Linked DNA regions of Homo sapiens: regions 2 and 3 are each linked to region 1. A link is an interaction called in ENCODE POLR2A ChIA-PET data of the cell type or tissue named here. Cell type or tissue: OCI-LY7. All regions are shown on one strand.

Region 1 (2,500 bases):
AACCAGAGATGTCTGTGCAGGAGGCAGAGACCGTGACCCTGAGCTGCACATATGACACCAGTGAGAGTGATTATTATTTATTCTGGTACAAGCAGCCTCCCAGCAGGCAGATGATTCTCGTTATTCGCCAAGAAGCTTATAAGCAACAGAATGCAACAGAGAATCGTTTCTCTGTGAACTTCCAGAAAGCAGCCAAATCCTTCAGTCTCAAGATCTCAGACTCACAGCTGGGGGATGCCGCGATGTATTTCTGTGCTTATAGGAGCGCACAGTGAGACAAGCAACAGGGAGAGGCTTACAGAAACCTCAGACCTCAGCATCTGTGCAAAGGTCAGGGGGAAGTGTTCAGGGTTATAGGAACATAAAGAGGAAATAATTGTCTTCCCTAAAGAAAAAAAAATGTATCTGACTATAGGAAACACAGAGGGGATGTCTATAAGCTGTAATTTTTGAAATAGTAATAAAATAATGAATCCACACATGCCTTATAGATTTTCAAAGTACCTTCACATGTTAATCCATTAAACCTGCATAAGCCTGTGTGTTACATAGGTCAGATCAGATATTCTAAGGATCACTGCTATCCAGAGAATCTTAGAGCTTGACCTAAAGCTATATTCTTTTAGAATTATATATTTTTGCTTTATTATTTTAATTACTATCTATCTGTACATCCCATGATCATATCAAAGTCAATATATCCAAAACTGAATTTCTTACCATCTCCACAAACCTTTATTTTTTCTTCATTTTTTTCTCCTCAGCCTTGCTCAAGATTCAGGAACACAATAAAAGTTTGCTATTGCTGGGTTTCCAGTTTGGGGAATTTCTTCACCCTCGACTTTCCAGCCTGGGCTATCAGATTTTTATGCATACCTTATTACATTCTAATTATAAAATGGTGCAAAAAAAAACACTACATCATGTCAGTCTCACTGTTTCCCCTCTATCCGTCATTCTTTCTGACTTTAACCTGGCTTAATCCTGTATTTCTTAACGTTCTTTAAAGCATCATTTGTCTTGACATAAGAAAGTAAGGAAAGAAAGCAAACGACTGTCAAGTAGGATTTCATGTACTGCTAGTACTCACCAGCAAACGCTAAAAAAAAAAAAAAAAGAGGAAGTTAACTTCTGGTAATGCTATAATTGCTTCTGGTAAGGCAACCTAGCAGGTGGTGACAATTTTGATAAACCTGGTCCAACAGGGAGACCAAGCAGCTGCCATGGTCCAAGTCTCCACCCCTATGTCTTCTGAGAATTGGGAGATGCCTGGACCGTGAGAGGATTCTCCCTTATGCTAAGGGAAAAATTAAAATAAATGAAAAAAATAATGCCAACATTTCTTTTTATGCCCACAATTCCCCCAATACATCTCCTTCACTATTAAGCCCCTTGTGGAGCATTTTATTCCATCTGCTCACTGTGGGTGGCGAGAGGAAGTTTGGAATGACAAACAGCCGAAATAATTAAGTCCAATAAGCAGGCTCCAGAGCTTAGGCTGGGGGTCTGTTTGGAATGAGTGGTGAGAGTGACTGGATGTGGAAGAGGGTAAGGGGAGGCCAAGACCAAACTGCAGAATCATAATTCAGATTGCCGAGTCATTTCCCAAACACAGCAGCTTCAGTAACGCCACACCCTAGCCCAGCTTAGCACCCAGGCTTCTGCTTGTCTGAAAAAGTGGGGTAGGCACCAATCAAAATGAAAACCTTTCTCTCACACGAGGAAGACACCTTCAGGCTATTCAGGTTTTGTCCTCCCTTTTACCCCTGAGGCCCATGAGTCACCCAGACTTAGATTCGGGCTAGTTACCAAGTTTCATATCAAAGCTCACTTCTTTCTATCCTTGCTTCTAGTGCTTTCACGCAGCTCCTCTCATTTGAATTAATAAATAATCATTAATCTACTCTCTCTACCTTCGATTGTGTCCTCTTTTAATATGGTTTAGCTGTGTCCCCACTCATATCTCAACTTGAATTGTATCTCCCAGAATTCCCACATGTTGTGGGAGGGAACCAGGGGGAGGTAATGGAAACATGGGGGCTGGTCTTTCCCATGCTATTCTCATGATAGTGAATTAAGTCTCACAAGATCTGATAGGTTTATTGTGGGTTTCTGCTTTTGCTTCTTCCTCATTTTTCTCTTGCCGCCGCCATGTAAGAAATGCCTTTCACCTCCCACCATGATTCTGAGGCCTCCCCAGCCATGTGTAACTCTAAGTCCAATTAAACCTCTTTTTCTTCCCAGTCTCAGGTATGTCTTTATTGGCAGGGTGAAAACAGACTAAAATACACCCTTCAAACATTGCTTCACATAGCTGTCCCAGTGAGCATCCTATAATAAAAATCAGATCATGTACACACACCTCTGCCTCAATAAAGCCTCATTTCCCACAGAAAGGCCCAGTGATTATTTAGAATATAAGTCCATCAAAGCGGAGGCCACCACTGTATCTCCAGCACTTACCATGCCTAACAGGGTAAATGGTCAGGGTCATCTACTG
Region 2 (2,500 bases), 88 kb after region 1:
TTAAGGATCATTGGGTTGTAAAAATCTTGAGCTAGAAAGCATTCCATCGTTTTATTGTTGATACAACTATATACAGAAGCCCATTATCAATCTATTTATTTCACCACAGAGAGCTATAATACACCCATTGACCATCAGTACCAGTATATTAATTTTCACTTCTGGGATTTCCAGCCTACTCTTAGCTTCAATGTTAGTGTGAATATTTCATGGTAGAATGCACAAACTTTGAGGAAGGTGCAATGCTTTCCCTGTTTCTTCCACTTATGTTCAGGTTCTGCACATACTGTATGTTCTCCATAAATATTTATTGGTGAAGAGAACAGTTATTAATGTAAGAATCTCTCTATTCAGAAAATATCCAAGGAAACTGTGATAGCTGCTGGTTTCCAAAGATGGTCTTCCAATGAACTATGTCTCTCAGTATTCGGAATTTTGCATAATTCCTTCCCCTTGATCTGGACTGGCTCTGTGACTTGATTATAACCAACAGAACATGGTGGTGGGTTAAGCAATACTCATTTCATAGGGGGCATTTCTGGTCACATGATACTTAATGGTCCATGGTCAAATACTAGGATCCAGCAAAGAGCCAAGAGCTGTTTCTCAAAAAAAAAAAAAAAAAAAAAGAAAAAGAAAAAGAAAAAAAAAGAAAAAAGAAAAAAAAAGTTATCTGCAGAGTATGGCATGGCTTTGCTCCCAGATTCTAAAAGTCTGTTCTGGAATTTACCTAAGAGGCCTGCCAAAAGCTCAATAGGCACTTTAAGCACCACTGAATCAGATGTGTCATATGACCAAAGTGGCAGGGAAGCTTGCCACCCTCTCACAAGGGCTTGTCTTTCGCCAGGCCTTATTCAAAACTGGAAGCCTTTCAGATTACTCATTCAGCAAATAGGTTTAGACTATAACAACACACCCAAATAAGATATGTTGCCTCCAAAATCCAATGAGGCACACCAGAAATTGGGACTCTTTCTTTATGGTAGGAGAGACCAGATGTAGCATTGAACTTCACCTTGAAAGAGATATCTCAACTTTCCCCAGACCATGAAACCCCAAGAAAGTTCCTGAAGGAGCAAACTTCTAAATTTTTCTGGGATTTATTTCACAACCTCTTGCCTCTATGGGTCTTACCAAGGTGTCTAAAGTAGTTGCGATTTCCTGGTCCACCAGTGTAGAGGATCCATGTGGTGTGTTGTGAAATGAAGAGGCAATCAATTTCCTGTGGAATAGAATAGGCCAGGGTTGGAGAGTTGATATAACCCTGAGGTGAAACAAGGAGGGTACCTTGTTTCACCCTTCCAGATGAAAGAAAAATGCTTCTGATAGTCTCTACTAACATGTATATAGAGGAAAAAATGACTTCCCATATCAGTATTCATATATTAGATGTACATATATTGATTTACTATAGCAATGAAACCACATCTGGAACAGCAGCTGTGATTGTACTCACCACCTGATTAAGTTTACAATAATCCTTTGTCATTCTTCAAGATCCATCTGTCTTCTGCACAGGCCAGATAGTTGAGTTGAATGGAGGTGTGGTGAAAATCACCAGCCCTGCATCTTTTAAATCTTTTATAGAGGCACTAATCTCTACAAGTCTCTACAGAATGCAGTGCTGCTGTGGATTTACTAGTTTGGAATACAAAGGCAGTTCTAATGCCTTCTACTTGTCCTCACTCCTCAGATCAGATAATCAATGTAGTTATTCTGCCTTTCCTGAGTGTGCCTCCTTCAGTTAAGCATTCTAGAACTTGGGAAATAACCATGGGGTAAGTTCAGAGCTAACTGGATGCAATATGAGATGGACCTGAGCCAAAATACCATTAATCATTCAGCTTCAATAAACCCCTACTCTGGTAAATAGGCAATAGTAGCATATTGTGTCTCCAAGGACTGGTATCATTTCAGAGCCAATGTCCAGAAATCCCCCAAAGGTCTGGTTATTTACCCTTCCCAAATGCACTATGACCTTGGCAAATGGCTTTAGGTCTTTTCAGGGAAGGAAAGAAAGAGAAATTACAGTCTAAACTTTTGGAATGTAAATATAAATTAGAAAAAATCCTGCAGTCCTTTTGGCAGGCAGGGTACCTCATCATTTTGTTCCTGCCCTGATATGGGTTGCCAGGAGTTGAGTCTAGCTATAGGCATACAAACAGTGAAAGATGTTGGGGGTGAGTCTTGAGGGGTCTCAGCAATTTTCCACAGAGTAAGTCCTTACAGCCTTTTCAATCAAGGGAGGACTAAACTCCTCAGAGGGAAAGGCTGCTTCTGCTGGGAAAGGAGACAGGGCTTTCAAGGTTCTCAGCTTCCAAAGAATCTGCCTACATGTTGCCATCTCAATTTTCAGGGGAGGAAAGAAGGAGAAATTACAGTCTAAACTTTTGGAATGTAAATATAAATTAGAAAAATCCTGCAGCCCTTTTGGCAGGCATGGTACCTCATCATTTTGTTCCTGCCCTGATACAGCCTGCCAGCTCTGTCCCAATCAAAG
Region 3 (2,500 bases), 480 kb after region 1:
AGCCTCCCAAGTAGCTGGGATTACAGGCGCCAGCCATTGTGCCTAGCTAATTTTTGTATTTTTAGTAGAGATGGGGTTTCACCATGTTAGCCAGGCTGCTCTCAAACTCCTGACCTTGTGATCCTCCTGCCTCAGCCTCTCAAAGTGCTGGATTACAGGTGTGAGCCACCGGCCCTAAATTTTTTTTAGAGATGAGATCTCACTATGTTGCTCAGGCTAGTCTTGAACTCCTGATCTTTTTTTCTTTTTTTCTTTTGAGATTAAGTTTCACTCCTGTTGCCCAGGCTGGAGTGCTCACTGTAACCTCCATCTCCCGGGTTCAAGCGATTCTCCTGCCTCAGCCTCCCGAGTAGCTGGGATTACATGCATGTGCCACCATGCCCAGCTAATTTTGTATTTTTGGTAGAGACGGGGTTTCTCCATGTTGGTCAGGCTGGTCTTGAACTCCCGACCTCCGGTGATCCGCCCACCTCAGCCTCCCAAAGTGCTGGGATTACAGGTGTGAGCCACCATGCCTGGCCTATTCTCTTAACTTTCTATTCCTTTTCTTACACTTACTTAAGGTCCAATGTGCTCTTTTCTTCTATCTTATTAAAATGGATGCTCATGTGATATCAGCAAAATGGTGGACGACAAAGCTCCAAGCTTTCATTATCCAACAGAAACTTCATAAAACAACCAGAAATGAGCTGAACTAACCTGTAAGAGCTCCAAAAAACAGTTAAAGGTTTACAGTAACCAAGTGAATGCCCACCTTCCAAATGTTAAGAAAGTTTTGTCGTGTCTTTATTTGCCCTCGTCCCCTCCTCCTCCCTGATGCGGCAGTGCTCTTAGTCTGGAAGAGGCAGCAGCCTAATTCCAAGTTCCCTCCCTTAAATGGAAGGGAGAAGAGCAAAGCTTTTTGCAAATTATTGTGCGCATATGGGGGTTACCTAAAGGACTGGCCTCAGGTCTCAGAAAAGCGGTAGTCATTGCTCATGAAAGCTGCAAGGAGACTACAGACCCACTGACATGTGGAGTAAAAGACTATGGGTGGATACATACAGTAGACCATGTAAGGCCCCAGGAGAAACCGGACTGAGACTCTTTAGGAAATAAGACATTCAAAAGCAGCCATGTATATGGGGAAATTGGGAAGTTACACATGCCCAGGTAAGACACTTGGTCAGAAAAGCCCTGAAAAGACCTTAAGCCTTCACCTCAGCTGATCCCTAGGCTCAAAGCAAGCCTTGCTCAGTGCTGAAGAACTGTACCAGTATAGAGCCAATCTGCAAAGACTAGGGGAGTTAGCTGTTTTTTCAAATGTCTACTTTTCAACAAAAACTACAAAAATTACAAGGCATACAAAGAAACAGGAAAACATGGCACATTCAAAGGAGTAAAATTAATTGGCAGAAACCATTTCTGAGGACATCCAGACATTTGACTTACCAAAGACTTTAAAACAATTGTCTTAAATTTGCTCAAAGAGCTAAAAGAAAACATGGGCAAAAAACTAAAGGAAATCAGGAAAATGGTATATTAACAAAATTAGAAAACCAAGAAAGGGACAAAAATTGTAAAAAGGAGCTAAACAGAAATTCTATAGCTGAAAGACACAATAACTGAAATGAAAATTTACTAGAGGAGCTCAAACACAGAAGAATCAGTGAACTTGAAAATAAGACAATTGAAATTTTCAAATCTGAGGAGCATAAAGAAAAATAAATAAAGAAAAGTGGATAGGCCAAGTGAGGTGGCTCATGCCTGTAATCTCAGCACTTTGGGAGGTCAAGGCGGGTGGATCACTTGAGGTCAGGAGTTCGAAAACAGCCTGGCCAACACAGCAAAACCTTATCTCTGCCAAAAATACAAAAATTAGCTGGACATGGTGATGAGTGCCTGTAATCCCAACTACTCAGAAGGCTGAGGCAGGAAAATTGCTTGAACCTGGGAGGCAGAGGTTGCAGTGAGCCAAGATTGTGTCACTGCACTCTAGCCTGGGCAACAGAGTGAGGCTCTGTCTCAAAAAAAGAAAAAAAGAAAAGTGGACAGAGACCAAGGAACTTGTGGAATACCATTAAGTAGACCAACATATGCATTACGATTCCCAAAGAGGGGTTAGAGAAAGGGGCAAAAAGATTATTTGAAGAAATGGCTGCAAACTTCCCAAATTTGATGAAAGGCACTAATCTACAAATCCAAGAATCTCAATAAACTCCAAGTAAAATAAATCCAAAGAGACTCACACTGAGACACATTATAATCAAACTGTTGAAAGACAGAGAATCTTGACAGCAGCAAGAGAGAAGCAACTCATAATGTACAAGTGATCCTCAATAACACTATCAGCTGAAGTCCAATCACTCTGAGGGAAAAGAAAAAAAAAAAGACTACTGGCCATTTTCTCAGCAGAAACCCTGGATGCCAGAACGCAGTGGGATAATACATTTAAAGTGCTTTAAAAAAAAAAAAAACTGTCAGGACAGGCATGCTGGCTCACACCTATAACCCCCAACAC

What was found. Peaks named below come from ENCODE experiments on the same cell type or tissue, not always from the same donor. Only the 100,000 strongest peaks of a DNase experiment are listed, where the experiment ranks them.
Region 2: POLR2A ChIA-PET joins it to region 1 with 6 read pairs; 4 of 35 experiments call an interaction of 5 or more read pairs at or near these places.
Region 3: POLR2A ChIA-PET joins it to region 1 with 7 read pairs; 2 of 35 experiments call an interaction of 5 or more read pairs at or near these places.

Annotation. Positions count from the first base shown.
Region 1 is chr14:22,281,482-22,283,981 of GRCh38, forward strand. It overlaps TRA and TRAV38-2DV8. Among named protein-coding and RNA genes, the nearest start is that of TRD-AS1, 200 kb to the right of the region's middle. In OCI-LY7, no CTCF peak of the experiment used is centred here; DNase peaks (open chromatin) are centred at 270 and 1,160; H3K4me3 peaks cover 1,867 bases; H3K27ac peaks cover 1,836 bases.
Region 2 is chr14:22,369,472-22,371,971 of GRCh38, forward strand. It overlaps TRA. Among named protein-coding and RNA genes, the nearest start is that of TRD-AS1, 110 kb to the right of the region's middle. In OCI-LY7, no CTCF peak of the experiment used is centred here; no DNase peak of the experiment used is centred here.
Region 3 is chr14:22,759,797-22,762,296 of GRCh38, forward strand. All of the region lies in intron 1 of OXA1L-DT (OXA1L divergent transcript), which reads right to left. Among named protein-coding and RNA genes, the nearest start is that of OXA1L-DT, 5.5 kb to the right of the region's middle. In OCI-LY7, no CTCF peak of the experiment used is centred here; no DNase peak of the experiment used is centred here.